Linked DNA regions of Homo sapiens: region 2 is linked to region 1. The links are chromatin loops, found by intact Hi-C in ENCODE. Cell type or tissue: PC-9. All regions are shown on one strand. Each heading gives the region's core, and the rest is flanking DNA. Links, peaks and the distances in the headings are about the cores only.

Region 1 (8,000 bases), core at 1-8,000:
AAGCCTGGAGTATGAAGGGTGCATGGGCTGCGTCCAGCTACCTGTGAGCCCCTGTAGGCCCTCACAGTCTGAAATGCCCATGGAGGTGCCTACAGGTTCTCTTCTTAAAGTTGTCAGGAGATGGGGACATTGCAACTTGAAGGCAAGCCTGGCCCTGGGTTTGCTTATCTTGGTGGATCTTTCTTACATCTGATCTTTTTACATTCGGTCCATTCACTTTGGCTGGCCATCACCAAAGACAAAGACAGTGGCCACCATCTTTCTCATCAGTAATCCAATAATGAGGTTGCTCTGCTACTTACCAAGCCAAGCAAGCCCATTCCTTTAGCCTTTCTGCGTAGGATCTTATTTCCCATGGGGACCTGGGGTCAAACCCTGCCTCTGCTGTTCACTCATCATGGGAACACAAACACACACTTCCCCTTTGTCTGTGCAATGGACAGGTTGGGTGACGTGGTCTCAGTGAGGCTGACCACCCTCCTCTGAAGGTTAATTCCATGATGGTGTTTCCCTAGCTTCAGTCATTTGCTTATCACCTTTGTGATCTCTGCAGTGTCTGCCTTTCATAATATTTACTTATTTTTTTCTTTAAATCTACTCATTCTTTTATTTGAGTATGTAGATCTTTAAAAGGAAACTTTTTATCGCTGTCATTAGTGGAAAGCCAGTATCACTTGTCATAAATAGAACAAAACCATAAAAGAACGTAACAGGAAAACCATATAAGGGTATTGAATTCTAGTTGGAAACTTTAGCCTGGGAAGGCTCGGAGTCTGAAAACTGCTGCTTTCCCTTGCAAAAAATTAAAATAAAATAAAATTTAAAAAGAAAAGGAGATTAGCAAATGTTTTAGAGACATATTAGCATCAAACTGAGACTTTCTCTTTGATGTAATCAGGACTGAAATAATTGTAAAGGGAATAACCTCTTCTATATATGATTCAATGTTATTTAATGTAAAACCAAAAGTAAAACTATGTGGTAGACGTGGCCAGGCAAGCTGGGCTTTCATTGGTCATGACATTTGTCCGTCTTCAAGAAGGAGGTGGGGCCTCCAGTCAGTCCCCAGCTACCTCTATTCTCTAGAGAGTAGTCAGATGGCACCAGACCTCCAGAGGCTGACTACCTGGGTTCAGATCCTGACACCATCACTTATTAGTTGTGAGGCTGTGGGCAAGATACTAATCTCTCTGTGCTTCCGTTTTCTCATCTGTAAAATGGAGATGATACTAGTACCTACCTCATAGGGTGGAAGGATTACATAAACTAATCTATGTAAAAGTGTTTAGAATGAGGCCGAGCACAGTGGCTCATGCCTGTAATCCCAGCACTTTGGGAGGCTGAGGTGGGAGGATCTCTTGAAGCCAGGAGTTTCAAGCCAGGGGACCAGCCTGGACAACATAACGAGACCCCATCACTATGAAAAATTTAAAAATTAGCTGGGCATAGTGGCATGTGTCTGTAGTCCTAGTTGGGAGGCAGGGGTGGGAGGATAACTTGAGCCCATGAGTTCGAGGTTACAGTGGGCTATGATCTCATTGTCACTGCATTCCAGCCTGAGTGAAGAGCAAGACCCTAGCTCACTAAAGAAAACCAACCAAACGGCCAGGCACAGTGGCTCACTCCTGTAATCCCAGCACTTGGGGAGGACGAGGCGGGTGGATCACATGAGGTCAGGAGTTCAAGACCAGCCTGGCCAACGTGGTGAAACCCCGTCTCTACTAAAAATACAAAAATTAGCCAGGCGTGGTGGCGGGTGCCTGTAGTCCCAGCTACTCGGGAGGCTGAGGCAGGAGAGTTGCTTCAACCTGGGAGGCGGAGGTTGCAGTGAGCTGAGATTGCACCACTGAACTCCAGCCTGGGCAACAGAGCGAGACTCCATCTCAAACAACAACAACAACAACAACAGCAACAAAGCCAACCAAACAAACAAGCACTTAGAATGATGCCTGGCACAGAGTAGTAGGGGGCAAAAAGACTTGAGCTGGACCCTGAGGACGTCTTCACAGCATAGAAGCGTGAGGGTGGCTGGCTGGAGCCGGGAGCCTGAGCTGCACACAGTCCTCCTCCAAAAGGGCCTGGGGAGTCTGGGAGGGGTTCATCCACAGAAGCATCCACGGGCCGGGACCTCTGGCCAGCTGCCTAGGCCCTCCCTGGGGAGGCATGCTAGCCTCCAGCTCCAGCCCCGGATGCACGGAGGCTTTCCCAAGGTGCTGGAAGTGCCGCTTCCTTCAATAGAGCCTGGCTTCCCCTTCCCAGCCCCCTTGGTCTGATGTGAATGGACACTTCCTGCGGGGGCAGGTATCAATAAACACATCTGAGATGCCCTTTGTCCTCACTGGCCAGAAAGCCCCAGGGCAGACTTGCTGGCTTCAGGCCCTGAGCCTATGCCTTGTGACGCTTCCTTTCTTAGCCTTGGCAGCCCCAGTCCTGATTGATCCATGCCTCTGTTTCCCTCTGCATCTTGATAAAGACAGAACATAGTCTTTTCCTACAGCCCCAGCCCCAGCCTGTGGACCATCCTGGGGGATGGGGCCTGGCGGGGAGCTGGAACCAGGTCCCATTCTCTTTGGGATGTCCTGTGAGACCAAGGACGGGACCTTTTGCATCTAGTGCAGGGCCAGCCACAGCAGGCAATTAATAACTGTTTACTTGACAACCTCTAGCAGCTGGTCAGAGTTCAGCTGTTTGGGTGGGGCTTCCTAGGCCCGACTAACCAAGCTTGGGTCCCACCTCCAAAGGCTAGGGCGTTGCCTTGGCGACTGTGGGCTAAGCTCACGCCCTGTCATGAAAAATACACAGGCCTGTCCACACCCACACACACCCATCCCGTGCACACTCACAGGGGTCACCCGGGGCCTGCTGGGTGGAGAGAGGTGAAGGTCACAAAAACTGGCATTCTGAGAAGATGCCAACAAGAGCTCCTTTCCCTTGTACTGGGACAGAAACATCTGAGGGTGCCACAGCTAGAAATCTCAGGCACAGGTCCAGGCCCAAGTTCTGAGCAGATGCCCCTGATGGAACTCTGCATCCCCACAGCCTCCCTGCCTGGGCCTGGCCCATGTTAGGACCTTGGTAAATATTTGTGGAATGAAAGAATGATGTTTTCAGCTTGGGTCTGAGGCAGAGCAGGAATGTTGCACGGAGGGCGTGGAGGTCAATGCACGGTCAGTTCATTTTTTCTAAATAGCTGAAGGATGAGGCATCAGCCCCGCCTGCCCACTGGAGGGTTCTGGAGAGGTGGGTGGCTCTTCCTGTCTGCAGTGCTGGCCTGTCCAAGGTGTGAATCTCAGCTCAGTCACACAGCACTGTGTGGCCTTGGGCAAGTCACTTCTCTGAGTCTGTTTCCTCATCTTTAAAATAGGGATGATACCACCCATGTTGGGGGTGTTATGAGAACTAAATGTGACAGGTATAAGATGCTCAGCAAGAGCCTAGCACATAATACATGGTCATAAGACAGCTCTTCCCTCCTGCCCACAGGATTTTAGAGCTGGCAGCCCTCAGGTTAAGATGAAGAAACGGAGGCTCAGAGAAGGGTGGGATCTGCCCAAGGGCACACAATGAGGGCACAACTAAGTGGACACTGAGGCCCCAGGACGTTGCAATCCAAGCGAGAGTTTTACTCCTGAGACTCAGGCTTTCCCAGGTTCACGGCACTCTTCCTCTAGGTGGCCCTGCCTCCTTACCTGGTGGCAGGTGGCGGGTGGCGGGCGGGGGGCCTGGGTCTTGACAGCAGCACGGCAACTGGACGGTTCCCGCCTGGCACATGCTCAGGCCCAGGCCCCGGGTCATTTTCCTGTCCCACATGCTTTTGGCCACCCTGGAGCCAGGGGCTTTCCTCCCCACCCACTTTTCCCGGTCTCCGACAATGACCCAGGTGTCCAAAAGGATCTGCTCCTGACAATAAGCAACATCCTCTCGCCAAAGAATTGTAATTTTAGCCGGGCTGCACAGCTTCCCTGACAACACACAGGCATGTGCACAGATGTGGAGTCCGCGGGGCACGTGCAGGCCCCTCTGCGTGCTGTGCGCTGCCCCTCTCCCCCATGCCATGCCTTCGAGTGTCCTCCTAACGACAGGCTGCTGTGGGCCTTGTCCCAGCTGGAGTCTCAGACACAGTAAATGGGGTGTTTTCTGGCCTTCCCTCCCTCCCCAGGACAAACCCCTGTGGACCCTTGGTTTGTCCTGTCCCTCTGGCTTGTCCTGGACCCTCTCCTGTCTGGCCCTCTTGCTTGAAAACTGAACATCCTCCCCTGCTCCCCAAACTTGAATCCTAAGACAGCTTTTTTCTAAAAGGGGAACAACTCCTTTGGGACCTGTGGGATGGGTGGCCAGTGTGTGAGGGGTGGGGAGGTGTGGGGGATTGAGCAATGCCCCCTCTCCCGTACTCCCTGAACTCTGCTTTCTCTCTGATGCACCCACCCGCCGTGCATCTCAAGGAAGTTGCCTCCAGGGGAGAACATCCCTTCCCTACTGCTGCGGGTGCTATGGGTACAATCCTGGGGTCATTAACCCCATTGCTTAGACCCTGAGGGCTCCCAGCCTGGTGCCCTGCCCCACCTTGTTCACAGGGACACTCAGGCCAACAACCACGCTAGCCCCACTTGTCCACACCTCTGTCCACTTGAGGGCCCCCAACCCCACCCAGCTCAGCTTTGCGCATCTTGCTTTGGCTGCCAGCTCTACTCTGCCTGCCCTGCCATACCCTCCTCTGGCCTGCAGCCCCGTGTCTGCTGAGCCAGCCCTTTGGCCAGCCCCCAAGGTATGTGTGCTGGTGGTAAATACTACCGTAGCTGAAGCTGGAGCTGAATTCAGCTCCCAGCCCTGGGGTGGCTCTGGGGTAGGAGGTGATGTCAGGCAAAGGGAGAAAGGGGCAGAAGCTGGGAGAGGTGCTGGTGGGACCTGCCACATGGCCTGCTGGGGAAGGGGGCAGCACAGGGCCCCCTTGGGGCAGGTTTTGTTTCTTCCTGGGAGTACGTGGGAGAGCCCTTTCCCTAGGTCCTCCTCACTTCTGTTTCCCGGCAGAGCCATAGTTTTGCAGCTACACCCACCCCACTCAGGTGTGAAGGGGAAGTCCAGGCCAGCACGGACAAAACCAGGGGCACAGCCAAGCTTCCTGGGGCTCCTTTTCCACTGAGCCTGCTGCAGGGGTAAGGGCAGTGGGTTAGCAGAGGAGAGTTGGCTAGTCCCTGCACTGCCAGGCTTTCCCTGGGGACCCTGGGTGGATCATCTCCTCTCTTGAGTCTGTGGGTCAGATTTGTAGCATAATGGGTTTGGGCAGTAGAGTCCCATGCCAGCTAGCCCAAGAAGCCACACTCATTCATCACAAACTCAAATGTCCACAGGACCAAGAAACCACGGTGAGAGAGTGAAGCAGGCCAGGTGGAATTATTAGGGAGTAGTACGGACGGACTCTGGCGAACTGGAGTGCCGGTGCCCCCCAAAAGCTGCTACTGAGCCCCAGCTGACAGTTGCCCTGTGGGAAAGCTGGTTTAGCATTATCTTCTGATTTTCTAAGGAGAGCTGGAAGTCAGAATTTTCATGTCAAATTCCTGGTTTTTAAATGTTGCCATCTCAAGAAAATTAAAAAGATTTTGAGGATCCAATGAAATATGTGTGAAGGCTGGATGTGGCCTGTGGGCTCCCAGTTTCTGGCCTTTTTTTTCATCAGTATAGTGTCTATGTGTCTGAGTTTAATTCTAGCTCTAGCACTTGCTTGCTGTGTGATCATCAGTGAGTTACGTAAGTTCTCTGTGCCTTAGTTTCTTCATCAGTGCAATGGGAATAAAAACAATACCTTATGGCATTGTTAGATATGCCCATGAAACCCTTAGCGTAGTGCACAACACATGCTGTGTCTTCTTATTACGGTTCTGCCTAGATCCTGCGTTACCTGAAGTCCCCCATGCTCCAGGCTTTGAGATCATACCCTCTGGAACTTTGGAACTTCAGTCCAACCACTTTCCCTTTCTGGGTCTCTGTGTTTCTGCCTGAAAAGGAGACCTGTATCTTGCCAAAGAAGTTCTGAAATCTCTGCTCACCCTGACAATGACTCCAAAAATCTGGGGCTCCCAGACTTGGCTCTCTGCCTAAAACTCCACTCTTGCAGACATGCCGTTTGGGGCTTTGGTGCCTTTGGAGACTCTCCTTTAAACACAAGCGCCCCAGGATCGGATCACAAGTTGTTATCAGTCATTCACACCTTAGCAGGAAAGACTTTAAAGCTGGCTTCTCCATCCCACTGTGCTTCTCACTCCTAGGAGGCACTTCTTGACTTGCTGAATGAATTAGAGACCTGTCTAGCTCCCAAGTACCAAGCGCCGACTACTCGCATGGCACTTACAGAACACTTCATGTGAATTATTACTAACCGTTGCCTCAACTCTGCCAGGGAGATGTTTTCATTTCTGGGAAAAACATCTGTGAGTGAGGAGTCGGGGCTCAGCGTCTAAGTGGCTCACAGCTACTGGTCCAGTACAGGCTGGCCAGCTCCAGAAGCCCCACCAGGCTGCCTCCCTCCTGGCTGGGCAAGGCTTTCAGCTCTTCCAGTGGGTCCCAGCCTGCCGCCGAGGGTCCTGGGCTCTAAGGGCAGGGAAGGGGCATCTGAAGGAGGATGTGGCATTATATTGGTTCTGGGCAATGCCCCTGGCTGGGGCAATGAAAAGGATGTATCAGTTTGGATTCTGTACATAGTTCTAACCCTCCTTCCCTCTCTGCTAGACCCACAACAGCCTGACATGCCATTTAAAATAAAAATACCACTGGCCGGGCGTAGTGGGTCACACTTGTAATCCCAAGACTTTGAGAGGCCAAGGCAGGAGAATTGCTTGAAGCCAGGAGTTCAAGGTCAGCCTGGGCAACAGAGGGAGACTCCGTCTCAAAAACAAATAAATAAATAAAAATAACACCAACGCATAATAATTATAGCTATCCCTCAGATGTCTGCAGAGGGCATTAGAGCTCACATCTTGTGTTCTCATCTTTCCCTCATCTAGTCCTTTTGCAACCCTGCATTGTAGCCAATAGTTTTCTCACTGCACAGAGGAGGAAACTGAGGCTCATACAGTTAGATAGAAACGCGGCCTCTATCCAATATTCTGTTTTCAAAAGCTCATGGTTTTGAGGGTCAACCCAATTAAATGCTGGAGGATTGGGATAAGGCAAAGTGGACCAGGGAATTGCTTCATTTGCTTGGTGAAAAAAACCAAACAGAACTAGACAGTTTTCTAAGTTTGGCTGGAAGGACGTGCATGGATGAGATGACCTTTCATATACTCTCTGTCCCGGTCCCTCAGACACTGGGTTTTCCCATTTTCACACTATCTTGCCTAGGACACCCTTTCTACTGGCTGAAATCCTATCTATGCACCAAGTCCAAAGACTCTCCCTCCTTCAGGAAGTCCCTGACTGTCCCCAGAAGGCTGTTTCCTCCCTCCTCCAAGTGCCCTGAGGGCTGGCATTGGATTGCCTTTGCCATGGGGTTCTGCTGTCGGGAATGCAGGCCTCGTCTGCTCAAGGGGAGGCCATGCATTCAGCATGCAGGTGAGATGCAGCACCTGGCCCAGGCCTTGCACACGCAGGTGCTCTCTTAGTGCTCCCTGGCAAGGATGGGAAGGCATGTTCAGTCCTAGGAGTAGGAAGGGGCAGAGGTGTTGATGGCCCCTACAGAGCGGCCAAGGACAAGGAGCTGCTGTTCGAAACAGCCTTCCTGCTCCCCAACCTGCCTCCCACCCAACAGGTTTTGCATATACTCTACTGGGAAGAGGGACACACCCGACTGCATCACTGCCCTCCAAGTCTCTCCCTGCCCTGTCCAGCATCCAGGAGCACCCCTAGTTGGGGAAGCTTCTGTGACTCCCCCTACAACAGCCTAGGATGGAGTGGGGTTTGTGAACAAATGCAGAAGGCAGTCTTAGGGAGGTCAGCTGACATGCCCCTGGCCTGTGGCTGGGAAGTAGCAGAGGCTAAGGTTCTTCCCCGCTCTGGGGTTGCCAGGA
Region 2 (16,563 bases), core at 5,345-13,344, 100 kb before region 1:
TACATTTTACTTGACAAGGTATATAAATACATGGGTTAAGATATTAAAATAGAAAGAGTAAGGATTGCTTGCACGTTACAGAGTCTGGGATTTGGAGCTCAGTGCCTGGCACTGAGGGGATCAAAGTGCCAGGTGCTCAAAGTGTTCGTTGAATGAGAGGCGGGGGTGGGGGTAATGGGTGGTGAGACTGCTACCCTGTCCCTCCTCCCTCACCACATCAATGTCTGTGAAGCATTTCTAGAGGATCTACTGTGCAATGGAACCCTGGGAGCCAGGGGTGACTGGGGAGGCAGCAGGTGCAGGTGCTGGTAATGCCGTGCCATTGGGAGCCCCACTGGGGGTCCTCCATGAATCACAGGGGACCCATACCCAGGATACTGAGGAAGCTTCCAGAAAAAAAGAGTGATGCTGGCCCTGGATTGTGAGGATGGGCAGGGGTTTTTTGGAGTGGGAGAAGGGTACAGGTGTTCCAGGTCATCAGTCCAAGTTCCTTCACTCCTTCATTATTTACTTGCTCAGTCATTTCACAAACAACCTTTTTTAAAATAATTAGACAGGGGTCTCACTATGTTGCACAGGCTGGTCTCTCACTCCTGGGCTCTGGCGGTCCTCCCGCCTTGGCCTCTGAAAGCGCTGGGATTGCAGGTGTGAGCCACCATGCCCAGCCTCACAAACATTTATCTGCAGTCCAAACTGGATCCAAACTCTCCTCACCGCACCTCTGTTTCTGGAGAATGCTTCCAGGGCGCCTAGAATATACCAGGTCCTGACCTAGTGACTAGAGATACAGCTGCCACTCATAAATAAACATATGCTAGCATGGCAAGAAGAAAAGATGGCAGGATGGCAGAGAGAAAGCTGCTAGGGAGCAGATGCAGAATGAATATCTGGAGCAGGAGCAAAGGGCAAGAGCCTCCAGACTGGGGGGAAACGACCTGGGCATGCTCAAAGGCAAAAGAGGCCACTGGAGATGTGTGAACAGCAAATGGTGTGATCTGATTGGGATCGTAAAGGATCACTTCCACACAACAGTGATCACACTTTGTCCACAGGCACCCTTTAAAAAACCCCTTTCAAATTTTTTTTTTTTTTTTTTGAGATGGACTCTCACTCTGTCACCCAGGCTGGAGTGCAATGGCACGACCTCGGCTCACTGCAACCTCCACTTCCCAGGTTCAAGCGATTCTCCTGCCTTAGCCTCCTGAGTAAGTGGGATTACAGGCACCTGCCACCATACCCGGCTAATCGTTATAGTTGCAGTAGAGACGGGGGTTTCACCATGTTGGCCAGGCTGGTCTCGAACTCCTGACCTCAGGTGATCCGCCCTCCTTGGCCTCCCAAAGTGCTGGGATTACAGGCATGAGCAAATGTGCCTGGCCCCTTTGAAATTTTTATCATTAGCCTAAACTTGCAAATGATGCATTTGGTGGTTTGCTGTAGACTGTATATCATCTTTAAATATTTTTTCCGCTCCCGCTCCCGCTCCCTCTCCCTCTCCCTCTCCCCACGGTCTCCCTCTCCCTTTCTTTCCACAGTCTCCCTCTGATGCCGAGCCGAAGCTGGATGGTACTGCTGCCATCTCGGCTCACTGCAACCTCCCTGCCTGATTCTCCTGCCTCAGCCTGCCGAGTGCCTGCGATTGCAGGCGCGCGCCGCCACGCCTGACTGGTTTTCGTATTTTTTTGGTGAAGACAGGGTTTCGCTGTGTTGGCCGGGCTGGTCTCCAGCTCCTAACCGCGAGTGATCCGCCAGCCTCGGCCTCCCGAGGTGCCGGGATTGCAGATGGAGTCTCGTTCACTCAGTGCTCAACGGTGCCCAGGCTGGAGTGCAGTGGCGTGATCTCGGCTTGCTACAACCTCCACCTCCCAGCCGCCTGCCTTGGCCTCCCAAAGTGCCGAGATTGCAGCCTCTGCCCGGCCGCCACCCCGTCTGGGAAGTGAGGAGCGTCTCTGCCTGGCCGCCCATCGTCGGGGATGTGAGGAGCCCCTCTGCCTGGCTGCCCAGTCTGGAAAGTGAGGAGCGTCTCTGCCTGGCCGCCATCCCATCTAGGAAGTGAGGAGCGCCTCTTCCCGGCCGCCATCACATCTGGGAAGTGAGGAGCGTCTCTGCCCGGCCGCCCATTGTCTGAGATGTGGGGAGCACCTCTGCCCTGACGCCCCGTCTGGGATGTGAGGAGCGTCTCTGCCCGGCCGCCCCGTCTGAGAAGTGAGGAGACCCTCTGCCTGGCAACCGCCCCGTCTGAGAAGTGAGGAGCCCCTCCGCCCAGCAGCCACCCCGTCTGGGAAGTGAGGAGCGTCTCCGCCCGGCAGCCACCTCGTCCGGGAGGGAGGTGGGGGGGTCAGCCCCCCGCCCGGCCAGCCGCCCCGTCTGGGAGGGAGGTGGGGGGGTCAGCCCCCCGCCCGGCCAGCCGCCCCGTCTGGGAGGGAGGTGGGGGGGTCAGCCCCCCGCCTGGCCAGCCGCCCCGTCCGGGAGGTGAGGGGCGCCTCTGCCCGGCCGCCCCTACTGGGAAGTGAGGAGCCCCTCTGCCCGGCCACCACCCGGTCTGGGAGGTGTACCCAACAGCTCATTGAGAACGGGCCATGATGACAATGGCGGTTTTGTGGAATAGAAAGGGGGGAAAGGTGGGGAAAAGATTGAGAAATCGGATGGTTGCCGTGTCTGTGTAGAAAGAGGTAGACATGGGAGACTTTTCATTTTGTTCTGTACTAAGAAAAATTCTTCTGCCTTGGGATCCTGTTGATCTGTGACCTTACCCCCAACCCTGTGCTCTCTGAAACATGTGCTGTATCCACTCAGGGTTGAATGGATTAAGGGCGGTGCAAGTTGTGCTTTGTTAAACAGATGCTTGAAGGCAGCATGCTCCTTAAGAGTCATCACCACTCCCTAATCGCAAGTACCCAGGGACACAAACACTGCGGAAGGCCGCAGGGTCCTCTGCCTAGGAAAACCAGAGACCTTTGTTCACGTGTTTATCTGCTGACCTTCCCTCCACTATTGTCCTCTGACCCTGCCAAATCCCCCTCTGCGAGAAACACCCAAGAATGATCAATAAAAAAAAATAAATAAATAAAAATAAATAAATAAATAAATATTTTTTCCACACAAAACTGGGGCTACACATTTAGTCCCTTTAAGAAGAATGCCTGCCACATCACGCCCCATCAACACAGTCAAGCAAGACAAGACTTTCTTTCTGTCAGAAAACCCTGGCTTCATGTTTGAAATTCAAATAAGGGTGTGGCCCCATGACAACGTTCTCACTTCTGAGCCTTATCTGGGCCAAAGGAGTGTGACCCTGGTTCCTGCCCTCATAGTGTGCTGAGAACAGGCTCTGCCTCCAGGTACCTCTCTAACTACCTACTGGGGGTAGGAGGTTGTTCACAGGGCACTGCCCCATGGAAGGCCCAGTTGGGCGGGAGTTGTGCCTTTCTTGTGTGAGGTGGCAGGATACCAAGAAAGGGGACACGGGGGGCTGGGCCCGGTGGCTCACGCTTGTAATCCCAGCACTTTAGGAGGCCAAGGCGGGTGGATCACGAGGTCAGGAGATCGAGACCATCCTGGCTAACACGGTGAAACCCCATCTCTCCTAAAAATACAGAAAATTAGCCGGACGTGGTGGCAGGTGCCTGTAGTCCTAGCTACTCGGGAGGCTGAGGCAGGAGAATGGTGTGAACCCGGGAGGCAGAGCTTGCAATGAGCAGAGATCGCGCCACTGCACTCCAGCCTGGGCGACAGAGCAAGACTACATCTCAAACAAAAAAAAAAAAAGAAAGAAAGAAAGGGGACACGGGGAAGCCAGACAGGAGGATGGCAGCCACATGACATTGCTGTGCATCCAGGATTTGAGCGTGGATAGCTCTGAGGGAGAGTTGTGTGGGATCTGCACCCAGGCTCCATGCTCTGACATGGAGGATGAAGAGTGGGGAAAAGAGAAGGATCCCGGATACCACTTAGAGGCCACTGAGGCCACCTGGGAGATGATGGTGGCCTGGACTGGGGTAGTAGTAGTGGAAGTGCTGAGAGCAGGTTTAGTTCAGGAAATATTTGCCTTCTCCCTGGGTTCTGGAGCCTGGCACGCTTATTTGCAAAGGGGACCTCCCCACCCACAGGGGCTGCAGGATTAGGAAGCCACACACAAACAAAGCCACACACCAGTCCAGGGCAAGGAACAATTTTTACAATCCAGTATAACAAGCTTCCAGGCTGTGTGCACACCTTCCAGATAGGCAGGGGGTTTGCAGATGAAAGGGAACCGGTGGCACAGCGCACACTGAGCTGAGAGTTGGGAACCTGGGTTTGAGTCTCTGATCTTCTCGGGGGGTAACCTTGGGCAAGGCCCTTGGCCTTTCAGAGCTGTGTGCTCCCCGTTGGGACAGTAAGGACAGTCATCTAGACCTTTCAGCTTTGAGGGTTTCAGTTCTAGTTTCCTGGGTCATGCTGGCTGTGTGCTCTCACTCCTTCTAGGGCTGTGGTTTTGCAGGCCTGGGACTTGGGCCCTTCTTTCTCATCAGGTATGGGACCCAAGCACAGTGGGTCCTCAACCGCCGGCTCACTGACTCTTCAACCCATCATGATGCTCAGAGATAGCAGTGGCTGGGTGACCAGATGTCCCTGGCCATGCTCAAAAGTGTCCTGGTGAGGATGATAAATTAGACACAAGTGGGCATGGTGGCTCACACCTGTAATCCCAGCACTTTGGGAGGCCTAGACGGGTGGATCATCTGAAATCAGGAGTTTGAGACCAGCCTGGCCAACATGGTGAAACCCTATCTCAGGCCGGGCGTGGTGGCTCATGCCTGTAATCCCAGCACTTTGGGAGGCCGAGGCAGGTGGATCACGAGGTCAGGAGTTTGGGACCAGCCTGGGCTGCATGGTGAAACCCCATCTCTACTAAAAAAATACAAAAAATTAGCCGGGCATGGTGGTGCGCACTTGTAATCCCAGCTACTTGGGAGGCTGAGGCAGGAGAATCGCTTGGATCGGGAGGCGGAGGTTGCAGTGAGCCAAGACTGGATCATGCCACTGCACTCCAGCCTGGGTGAGAGGGCGAAATTCCTTCTAAAAAAAAAAAAAAAAGAAAAGAAATCCATCTATACTAAAAATACAAAAATTAGCTGGAAGTGGTTGCACACCTGTAACCCCAACTACTCAGGAGGCTGACGCAGGAGAATTGCTTGAACCTGGGAGGCGAATGTTGCAGTGAGCCGAGATCGCGCCATTGCACTCCAGCCTGGGCAACAGGGCCAGACTCTGTCTCAAAAAAAAAAAAAAAAAAATTAGATGGTCACCTTTCCACTATAGGTTGTAGGACCCACCAACAACCTAAGATCACTTCCATCTCTGAAGGCCCAAGGGAGGCCAGAATCTGGCAGTCACCCTGAGTGGGGAGGGAAACAGAGAATAATGTGGAATCAGCTGAGTCACGGGGTCCAGCCGCATCCCCAGAAGGTGCCTTCTGGGACCTGCCCTGACCTGGAAAATTAAGCCTTTTCTAGAAATACAAGCTGCTACTGGCCTGGAGGAGGGTGGCACACATCAGTTTCTAGCCCTGCTATGTGGCCTTGTCCCTGTAACTCCTAGAACAAAGCTTAATAAACCCTCCTCGTCTTTCCTTGGGCAAGGCTTCTGAGGCCTCAGTGATTACATGAAATCCCAAGTTAATTTTTTAAGCAGATTATCTCTATGGCCAAAGACCAAAACAGTGGAAAAAGCCTTGCCCAGGGAGTCAGAAACTTGGGGGTTTTGTCCCAGCTCTAGCCTCTTGCTGGGTGACCTTGGGGGAGCCTCTTGATCCCTCTGGGCCTCAGTTTCTCTTCCTGTAAAAGGAGGCCATTGGACTAGGGTGCTCTCTGAGGGACTGCAAGCTCTATTTTATTTATTTATTTATTTATTTATTTATTTATTTATTTATTTATTTATTGAGATGGAGTCTTGCTCTGTTTCCCAGGCTGGAGTGCAGTGGCACCATCTCGGCTCAGCCTCCTGTGTTCAAGCAATTCTCCCGCTGCAGCCTCCCGGGTTCAAGCAATTCTCCCACCTCAGCCTCCCGAGTAGCTGGGATTACAGGCGCCCACCATCATGCCTGGCTAATTTTTATATTTTTAGTAGAGATGGGGTTTCACCATGTTGGCCAGGCTGGTCTCCAACTCCTGACCTCAAGTGATCCACCCACCACAGCCTCCCAAAGTGCTGGGATTATAGGCGTGAGCCACTGTGTCATGCCTATTTATTTATTTTAGAGACAGAGTCTTGCTCTGTCACCTAGGCTGGAGTGCAGTGGCATGTTCATGGCTCCCTGTAGCCTCAACCTCCTGGGCTCAAGTGATCCTCCCACCTCAGCCTCCCAAGCAGCTAAGACCACATGCCCACAACACCACACCCAGCTAATTTTGTGTATTTTTTGAGATGGGGTTTCGCCATGCTGCCGAGGCTGGTCTTGAACTCCTGGGCTCAAGTGACCCTCCCGCCTCAGCCCCCCAAAGTGTTGGGATTATAGGTGTGAACCACCGTGCCCTGCCAAATCAAATAATCAAATATTTTCTTGGCTTTACCTTTTTTTTTTTTTTTTGGAGACAGTCTTGCTCTGTTGCCCAGGCTGGAGTGCAATGGGGCGATCTTAGTTCACTGCAGCCTCCACCTTAGCTTTACTTCTGTATCTGTCCCAGCTGTGTTCTCTCAGTAGAGCTCATGAATCACTTCTGGTTTGGATCTGCCTGATTCATGAGTCATCATTTGCTCAAATAAACTTTCTACACCGGGCGCAGTGGTTCACGCCTGTAATCCCAGCACTTCAGGAGGCCGAGGCAGGTGGATCATTTGAGGTCAGGAGTTGGAAACCAGCCTGACCAACATGGTGAAACCCTGTCTCCACTGAAACAAAAACAAAAACAAAAACAAAAATTAGCCGGCGGTAGTGGCGCATGCCTGTAATCCCAGCTACTCGGGAGGCTGAGGCAGGAGAATTGCTTGAGCCTGGGAGGCAGAGGTTGCAGTGAGCCAAGATCGTGCCACTGTACTCCAGTCTGGGCAACAGAGTGAGACCCTGTCTTTAAATAAATAAATAAATAAAATAAAATATGAATAAATAAACCTTCTAATTTTATTGTGCCTCAGTTTACTTTTAAATGTGTTATTGAGAACTTACAGAGTGCTGGCATGGTTAAGGGTTTTTTGCTTTGTTTTTGCAGATTTTCATTAATTTAATTAGATTAATGAGTATTAACATTTACTTAATTTAAATTTTTTAGGTTAAATTTTTAATTTAATTTTATATTATTTTACTTAATGTTTAAAGTGAAAATAGTTGTAATTACTTATAGTTACTTAAAATTAGTATTTAATATTAACTTTTTCCTTTTTTTTTTTCTGGGATGGAATCTTGCTCTGTCGCCCAGGCTGGAGAGCAGAGGCGCGATCTTGGCTCACTGCAATCTCCGCCTCCTGGGTTCAAGCGATTCTCCTGCCTCAGCCTCCCGAGTACCTAGGACTGCAGGTGCCTGCCACTACTTCCAGCTAATTTTTGTATTTTTAGTAGAGACGGGGTTTCACCATATTGGCCAGGCTGGTTTCAAACTTCTGACCTTGTGATCCGCCCGCCTCGACCTCTCAAAGTGCTGGGATACTTTTTCCTTTTTTTTTTTCTTCTTAAGAAACTGGGTCTCCCACTGTTGCTCAAGCTGGAGTGCAGTAACATGATTATAGCTCTCTCCCTCTCCCTCTCCCTCTCCCTCCTCTCCCTCCTCTCCCTCCTCTCCCTCCTCTCCCTCCTCTCCCTCTCTTTCCACGGTCTCCCTCTGATGCAGAGCTGAAGCTGGACTGTACTGCTGCCATCTCGGCTCACTGCAACCTCCCTGCCTGATTCTCCTGCCTCAGCCTGCCGAGTGCCTGCGATTGCAGGCGCGCGCCGCCACGCCTGACTGGTTTTCGTATTTTTTTGGTGGAGACGGGGTTTTGCTGTGTTGGCCGGGCTGGTCTCCAGCTCCTAACCACGAGTGATCCACCAGCCTCGGCTTCCCGAGGTGCTGGGATTGCAGACGGAGTCTCGTTCACTCAGTGCTCAATGGTGCCCAGGCTGGAGTGCAGTGGCGTGATCTCGGCTCGCTACAACCTCCACCTCCCAGCAGCCTGCCTTGGCCTCCCAAAGTGCTGAGATTGCAGCCTCTGCCCGGCCGCCACCCCATCTGGGAAGTGAGGAGCGTCTCTGCCTGGCCGCCATCCCATCTAGGAAGTGAGGAGCGTCTCTGCCCGGCCGCCCATCGTCTGAGATGTGGGGAGCGCCTCTGCCCTGCTGCCCCGTCTGGGATGTGAGGAGCGTCTCTGCCCGGCCACCCCGTCTGAGAAGTGAGGAGCCCCTCCGCCCGGCAGCCGCACCGTCTGAGAAGTGAGGAGTCCCTCCCTCCGGCAGCCACCCCGTCTGGGAAGTGAGGAGCGTCTCCGCCAGGCCAGCCGCCCCGTCTGGGAGGGAGGTGGGGGTCAGCCCCCCGCCCGGCCAGCCGCCCCGTCCGGGAGGGAGGTGGGGGAGTCAGCCCCCCGCCCGGCCAGCCGCCCCGTCCGGGAGGGAGGTAGGGAGGGTCAGCCCCCTGCCCGGCCAGCCGCCCCATCCGGGAGGTGAGGGGCGCCTCTGCCCGGCCGCCCCTACTGGGAAGTGAGGAGCCCCTCTGCCCGGCCAGCCGCCCCGTCCGGGAGGGAGGTGGGGGGGTCAGCCCCCCGCCCGGCCAGCTGCCCCGTCTGGGAGGGAGGTGGGGGGGTCAGCCCCCCGCCCGGCCAGCCTCCCCGTCCGGGAGGGAGGTGGGGGGATCAGCCCCCCGCCCGGCCAGCCGCCCCGTCCGGGAGGTGAGGGGCGCCTCTGCCCGGCCGCCCCTACTGGGAAGTGAGGAGCCCCTCTGCCCGGCCAGCCGCCCCGTCCGGGAGGGAGGTGGGGGGGGTCAGCCATCCGTCCGGCCAGCCGCCCCATCCGGGAGGTGAGGGGCGCCTCTGCCCGGCCGCCCCTACTGGGAAGTGAGGAGCCCCTCTGCCCGGCCACCACCCCGTCTGGGAGGTGTACCCAACAGCTCATTGAGAATGGGCCATGATGACAATGGCGGTTTTGTGGAATAGAAAGGGGGGAAAGGTGGGGAAAAGATTGAGAAATCGGATGGTTGCCGTGTCTGTGTAGAAAGAGGTAGACATGGGAGACTTTTCATTTTGTGCTGTACTAAGAAAAATTCTTCTTCCTTGGGATCCTGTTGATCTGTGACCTTGCCCCCAACCCTGTGCTCTCTGAAACATGTGCTGTGTCCACTCAGGGTTGAATGGATTAAGGGTGGTGCAAGATGTGCTTTGTTAAACAGATGCTTGAAGGCAGCATGCTCCTTAAGAGTCATCACCACTCCCTAATCTCAAGTACCCAGGGACACAAACACTGCGGAAGGCCGCAGGGTCCTCTGCCTAGGAAAACCAGAGACCTCTGTTCACTTGTTTATCTGCTGACCTTCCCTCCACTATTGTCCTGTGACCCTGCCAAATCCCCCTCTGCGAGAAACACCCAAGAATGATCAATAAAAAAAAAAAAGAAAAAAAAAACATGATTATAGCTCCTTGCTGCCTTGAACTCCTGAGCTCAAGCAATCCGCTTCTCCCAGCTCATCCTCTTTTAACAGGTGTTGGTATCTCGGAGTGACGGTCTCCTTTGCCCTGCCCTGTGCTTGCCACACCAGAGCCACCATAATTTTTTGCTAACTTTCTGGAAGTGATGACATTTGGCATGGAGTCAAATGCCTGTGGCTCAGCATGTGACCCCGCTGAATCACATGGCTCACATAGGGTGTTCTGGGTGACCCAGACAATTCTGAGGAGGACTGAGCCCTGTGGCTTGGCATTCACTGAATCACATGACCTAAGCAGCTGCAGGCTGTGGCTTGCAGTGTGCATCCTCAAGGCTGTGACCCCAGGTGGGGCCCGAAGGCCCCAGGAGGGAGTGGAAGGGGCTGTGTTTACCCTGGGGAGGGTGGGTGCTGGCAATATCTCCTGCTGGGCCCTTGGACAACGTCAAGCCTTGCTTAAGGTGAGTGAAGGCCACCTCCCTTTGATAGGTCTCACAACATGCAGGAGATCAGGTTTTTAGTTATCCAAAGAAGAAAGGGTTTTCCCCGAAGGGAAAAATATTTTTACTTGTCTCTTTTCCGCTTTTCCGCATTTTCTCAGTTACTGATAGTGAACAAATATTGTAGTCGCCCTTATCTTCAGGGGATACTTTCCCAGAGCCCCAGTAGATGCCTGAGACCTAAGTGATAGTATCGAACCCTATATATGTTCTGCTTTTTCTATACATACACACCTGTGATAAAAGTTGAATTCATAAGTCAGGCACAGTAACGGATTAACAACAATAAATAAGTAGAACAATTATAACAATGTGCTGTAATAAAGTTAGGTCAGCATGCTCTCTCTCTCTCTCTCTCTCAAAATGTCTTAGTATTTTTGGAACTTAGTTGACCACAGGTAACTGAAACTGCAGAAAGCAAAACCTTGGATAAGCAAGGGGGACTACTGTACTGCCTTGGTAATCAGAAAATAAACCTTGTTATCATTATTTTCATGTCTTTTTCTTTCTTTCTTTTTTATTTTATTTATTTATTTATTTTTTTGAGACGGAGTTTCGCTCTTGTTGCCCAGGCTGGAGTGCAGTGGTGCGATCTCGGCTCACCACAACCTCCACCTCCTGGGTTCAAGAGATCCTCCTGCCTCAGCCTCCCTAGTAGCTGGGATTACAGGCATGCACCACCATGCCTGGCTAATTTTGTATTTTTAGTACAGACGAGGTTTCTCCATGTTGGTCAGACTGGTCTCCATCTCCTGACCTCAGGTGATCCACCCGCCTTGGCCTCCCAAAGCGCTGGGATTATAGGCGTGAGCCACTGTGCCTGGCCACTTATTATTTTGAGACAGGGTCTCACCCTGTCACCCAGGTTGGAGTGCAGTGGTGTCTCCCACTGCACTCCACCACCCAGTACCTCCCTGGACTCAAGTGATCCTCCTGCCTCAGCCTCCTGAGTAGCTGGAACTACAGGCACTTGCCACCATGCCCGGATAATTTTTTGTAGAGATGGAGTTTCGCTACGTTGCCCAGGCTGGTCTCGAACTCCTGGGCTCAAATGATCCACCTGCCTTGGCCTACCAAAGTGCTGGGATCTGGGATTAGATGTGTGAGTCACTGTGCCTGGCTACATGATTATTTTTTAATGCCATTCCTGAGACCATCAGCATTTACCACACTGCTCATCTCAGGATTTTTTTTAAGGGGTCCAGTACTGGGTGGTGGGAAGGAACATCAACTTCATGTCTGTAATCCCAGTACTTTGGGAGGCTGAGGGGGGCAGATTACTTGAGGTCAGGAGTTCGAGACCAGCCTGGGCATCGTGGCAAAACCCCGTCTCTACTAAAAATACAAACATTAGCCAGGCGTGGTGGTTCACACCTGTGCTCCCAGCTACTCAGGAGGCTGAGGCAGGAGAATTGCTTGAACCCTGGAGACAGAGATTGCAGTGAGCCAAGATGGCACCACTGCACTCCCGCCTGGGTGACAGAGCAAGACTCTGTCTCAAAAAAAAAAAAAAAAAAAAAAAGTGGAAAGCCCTGCCCCACCATTTTCTAGCGGTGTGTCCTTGGGCAAGCCACTTAGCTTCCCTGAGCCCCAAGTTCCTTATAAGATGGGACTAGTAATAACAACAGTTAACCTTATTGTGGGCTTAACGTGTGCCAGGCACTGTTCTGCCCAGTTGACATGTATTCAATCAGTCTGTCCCAACTACTCCGTTAGAAAGGTACTATTTTGGCCTCATTTTATAGATGGGGAAACTGAGGCACAGAGAAGGTAAATATTCTGCCCGGGTCACTCAGCTAGTCCATGGTGGAGATGGGATATGAGTCCAGACTGTCTGACCATGAGGCCTGGAAGAGCCTGCCCACTTATTCACACTGGACCCATGGGGTCGGTGAAGTTTAAATGAGGTGGAGCACATGGAGGGCACAGAGTCCCGCACACAGTAGGGTTCCAACCCTTGCCCTCACTCCTTCCAGGGCCAGAGAGAGCCCATGCAAATGGCCAGCATCATCTGGGACACCTACCACCAGAAGCACTGGCCTCCAGGGCCACTGTGCTACCATGGAGTGGGGCCTGGATGACCCGTACCCTGGCTCCCACAGTCACATTGGTGATGGGGACAGCGCAACCGGAGGGGCGCAGTGCCTTGCCCAAAGTCCCATAGCTTGGTTGTGATGAGTGTGGACTAGGAACCAGCTCAGACTCCTATCAGGGCCTTTTCTGTAGACCACAGCCTCTGAGTCCAGGAACAGCTCCCGCTGGGATGCAGGGGACAGGCTCTGACATCTTGGGTCTGGGTGTTGTCAGACACTGGCTCAGCAGCTGGGCAGGCGGGGGAGGGGATGGGGGGATGCTGGGAACACCTGGACTGTGGGCAGATGAGGGGAAGCAAGAGCCCAGCCCACAGTCAGCACAGCACGCTCCTCAGCAACTGCTGTTGGCAGGGTTGGTGGCAGTGGACTGAGGGTCTCTCTCCTCCCCCAGCATTGACATCACTCCAGCCTCGGCAGCCCCCTTGTCCTGCTACCAGCACTGGGGTGAGGCAACCATGGGGATGGGGCTGCCAGGTAACTACACTTGTGGGGGCTTGTGGAGCAGATATAGGCCCATGGCGGGGGTGGGGCTGGGAGAGGGGAGGTTGGAGAACAAAGGTCCCCTGGGATGCACAGGCTCTGGGATAGTTTCCCCACTTTCTTTCTCCATTAAGAAACCCTCCTCCCCTTCTTAATAAATAAAAGGGAAAGAACTTCCCCCAACACCATCATTCACCTGCAGCCTCCTCCGCCTGTTGTTCCTGCTGATGGCATCCTGACCAGCACACAGCAGGCCCAGTGCCAGGTGCATTTCCTCCCTGCCCTCCTCTCATTTTCACAACAGCCTAGGCCCAGGGGCTGTCCACCTTCTGAATGAGGACACCAAGGGTTGGTGCCCAGCAGGATCTCACAGTTGGTACAGCTAAGGGATAGAGCGGGATTTGGACCTTAGCGTCTCCTCCTCTGGACACTTTCAAGCTAGATTGCTTAAGAGAAATATTTTATTGCCTCTTTTTTTAAAAAAAAGAAGATGAAGATGAAGACGAAGAAGAAGAAGAAGAAGGAGAAGGAGGCCAGGCATGGTGACTCATGCCTATAATCACAGCACTGTGGGAGACTGTGGTGGGTGAATCAGTTGGGGTCAGAAGTTCGAGACCAGCCTGGCCAACATGATGAAACCCCATCTCTACTAAAAATACAAAAAAAAAAAAAAAAAAAAAAAATTAGCCGGGCTTGGTGGCATGCACCTGCAGTCCCAGCTGAGGCAGGAAAATCACTTGAATCCAGGAGGTGGAGGTTTTAGTGAGCCGAGACCTCACCACTGCGCTCCAGCCTGGGTGACAGAGCAAGGCTCCATCTCAAAAAAAAATAAAAATAGCTGGGTGCGGTGGCTCACGCCTGTAATCCCAGCACTTTGGGAGGCTGAAGCAGGCGGATCACCTGAGGTTGAGAGTTCGAGACCAGCCTGAGCAACATGGAGAAAACCCATCTCTACTAAAAATACAAAATTAGCCAGCCGTGGTGGTGCATGCCTGTAATCCCAGCTACTCGTGAGGCTGAGGCAGGAGAATTGCTTGAACCCGGGAGGCGGAGGTTGTGGTGAGCCAAGATTGCGCCACTGCACTCCAGCCTGGGCAATAAGAGCAAAACTCCATCTCAAAAAAATTTAAAAAAAAATGTTATTTGGGTGTGGTGGCACACACCTGTGGTTCCAGCTATTTGGGAGGCTGAGGCAGGAGGATCATGTGAACCCAGGAGGTCGAGGCTGTAATGTGCCATGATTGTGCCACTGCACTACAGCCTAGGCAACAGAGAGAGACCTTGTCTCAGAAAGAAGAAGAAAATTTTTTTATTGCGTTATAATTTATATACCATGCAATTCACACATTTAAAGTGTACAACTGGGGCCAGGCATGGTGGCTCACACCTGTAATCCCAGCACTTTGGGAGGCCGAGGTGGAGGGATCACTAGAGGTCAGGAGTTCGCCACCAGCCTGGCCAACATGGTGAAACCCTATCTCTATTAAAAATACAAAAATTAACTGGGTGTGGTGGCACATGTGGTGTAGTCCCTGCTACTCGGGAGGCTGAGGCAGGAGAATCACTTGAACCTGGGAGGCGAAGGTTGCAGTGAGCCTAGATCGTGCCACTGCACTCCAGCCTGGGTGAGAGAGCGAGACTCCGTCTCGGGGAAAAAAAAAGTGTACAATTTGCTGCGTGAGGTGGCTCATGCCTGTAATCCTGGCACTTTGGGAGGCCGAGGTGGGCTGATCGCTTGAGGACAGGAGTTTGAATCCAGCCTGGGCAACATAGCGAGACCTCATCTCTATTTATTATATAAATAAATAAATAAAGTGTACAAATCTGCCAGGCACAGTGGCTCATGCCTGTAATCTCAGCACTTTGGGAGGCTGAAGTGGGAGGATCCCTTGAGCCCGGGAATTCAAGACCAACCTGAGCAACATTGTGAGACCCTATCTTTACAAAAAATAAGACATTAGCTGGGTATGGTGATGTACACCAGTAGTCCCAGCTCCTCAGGAGGCTGAGGTGGGAGGATTGTTGAATTAATGTTTCAGTGGACGGATTTGATCTCAAACCAGGTTTATGCCCTTAAAGGCACAATGATTCCTTCGGTGGGCACAGCTCCTCCCAGTTGCCAGACTACGTCCATGTTCGTAATGCACGTACTGAAGTATGGGGAGGTGAAGTTCTCCCCAGAGGTGACTCAGCCAGCAAGAAGCAGATCAAGGAGGAGATTCCAGGTCCCTGACATGAAAGCCAGTCCTCTCTCTATAAGCAAAGCTCTCAGGTTTGGGTTGGGTGTTGGGTTCCTGGGTGAGGTAATTCGAACTCAGAGTAGTACTCAGTCAAACTCCTAATAAGATAAAGAAACTCTGAAGACAGGATCATAACTTATAATGGAAATCTCCAGAAAACCTAAAGATTCAGAGGCCCTAATTCCAGCCCACTTGTGTCCAAGGTCATTTAAGACACAAACGTCCAGCCTGAGCCAAGCGTGTTCTCAGTCCACTGCCCTGAGGATTAGGATAGGTGTCATTGTGGAGGCCAGGGGCCAATTGGGAAGTGTCTTCATAGGGTGTCACAATCTTGATGAAGACACTGGGGTCCAAGGATCTTGGTTTACCTGGCCCAAAGAAAAGGTTAAGGTTTTCAGGGTGAGGCTCCTGAAGAAACTTACAAGAGTCTGATACATAAACCAGATTAAGTCCTTAAGACTAAGCTGACCCCAGGGGACAGCTCTGTCACCTTAACAGATTTATCTGCACAGCTGAGCAGTACACTGCACCTCTGAGATCAGACTGGTCAGTCATAGCGTCTGCTCAGGCATGTGGAGTGGGAATGTGGAAAGGTGGAGTGCGATGGCATCAGCCCCCGGTGGCCTGGTGGATCTTTGTACTTCGTGTCTGCTTCCCTTGGGCAATTCTGATTCTCAATGGAGACAACATTGCATAGACTTCAGACCCCAAATGATCTTGGGCTTGAATCCTGGTTCTATCAGGACCAGGGACATCCTAGGCAAGTCGGCCTCTCTGAGACTTGGTTTCCCCATCTGTAAAATGGGAGTAATCAAACCTTTGATTTAAAAATTGGAGGCTTGGCCAGGCACGGTGGCTCATCCCAGCACTTTGGGAGGCCAAGGCGGGTGGATCACAAGGTCAGGAGTTCAAGACCAGCCTGGCCAACATGGTGAAACTCTGTCTCTACTAAAAATACAAAAATTAGCTAGGCATGGTGGCATGTGCCTGTGGTCCCTGCTACTTGGGAGGCTGAGGTGGGTGAATTGCTTGAGTCTAGGAGGTTGAGGCTGCAGTGAGCCGTGATCACACCACTGCGCTCCAGCCTGGGCAACAGAGTGAGACTGCCAAAAAAAAAAAAAGAAAGAAATAAAAGAAAGAAAGAAAGAATAGATTGGAGATTGGCTAGGTGTAGTGGCTCATAACTGCAATCTCAGTGCTTTGGGAGGCCAAGGCAAGAGGATCACCTGAGGCCAGGAGTTTGAGACCATTTTGAGACCGGCCTGGGCAACATAGTGAGATGCTATATTTATTTTAAAATAAAATAAATAAGTAGCCAGGCTTGGTGCCTCACATCTGTAATCCCAGCACTTTGGGAGGCCGAGGCGGGTGGATCACTTGAGGTCAGGAGTTCGAGACCAGCCTGACCAACATGGAGAAATCCCCTCTCTACTAAAAATACAAAATTAGCCGGGAGTGGTGGCACATGCCTGTAATCCCAGCTACTTGGGAGGCTGAGGCAGGAGAATCGCTTGAATCCGGGAGGTGGAGTTTGTAGTGAGCCGAGATTGTGCCATTGCACTCCAGCCTGGGCAACAAGAGCAAAACTCCATCTCAAATAAATAAATAAATAATAGAGATCATGTATATATTGACCAGGCATGGTGACTCATGCCTGTAATCCCAGCAC

Evidence for each region. Peaks named below come from ENCODE experiments on the same cell type or tissue, not always from the same donor. Only the 100,000 strongest peaks of a DNase experiment are listed, where the experiment ranks them.
Region 2: a loop joins it to region 1, with 9 times the contacts of the local background. A loop is called at or near these places in 10 of 110 quality-filtered maps.

Annotation. Positions count from the first base shown.
Region 1 is chr10:71,762,074-71,770,073 of GRCh38, reverse strand. All of the region lies in intron 38 of CDH23 (cadherin related 23), which reads right to left. All of the region lies in intron 1 of VSIR (V-set immunoregulatory receptor), which reads left to right. Among named protein-coding and RNA genes, the nearest start is that of VSIR, 7.4 kb to the left of the region's middle. RefSeq lists an enhancer at 2,538-3,737. In PC-9, for the core only: no CTCF peak of the experiment used is centred there; DNase peaks (open chromatin) are centred at 2,283, 2,723, 3,173 and 4,523; H3K4me3 peaks cover 946 bases; H3K27ac peaks cover 5,941 bases.
Region 2 is chr10:71,861,653-71,878,215 of GRCh38, reverse strand. LINC03139 (long intergenic non-protein coding RNA 3139) reads right to left here and starts at 129. Exons shown (of 2, transcript XR_007062186.1): 1 at 1-129. RefSeq lists enhancers at 1,339-2,219, 4,528-4,597. In PC-9, for the core only: no CTCF peak of the experiment used is centred there; DNase peaks (open chromatin) are centred at 6,715, 9,785 and 12,935; H3K27ac peaks cover 3,036 bases.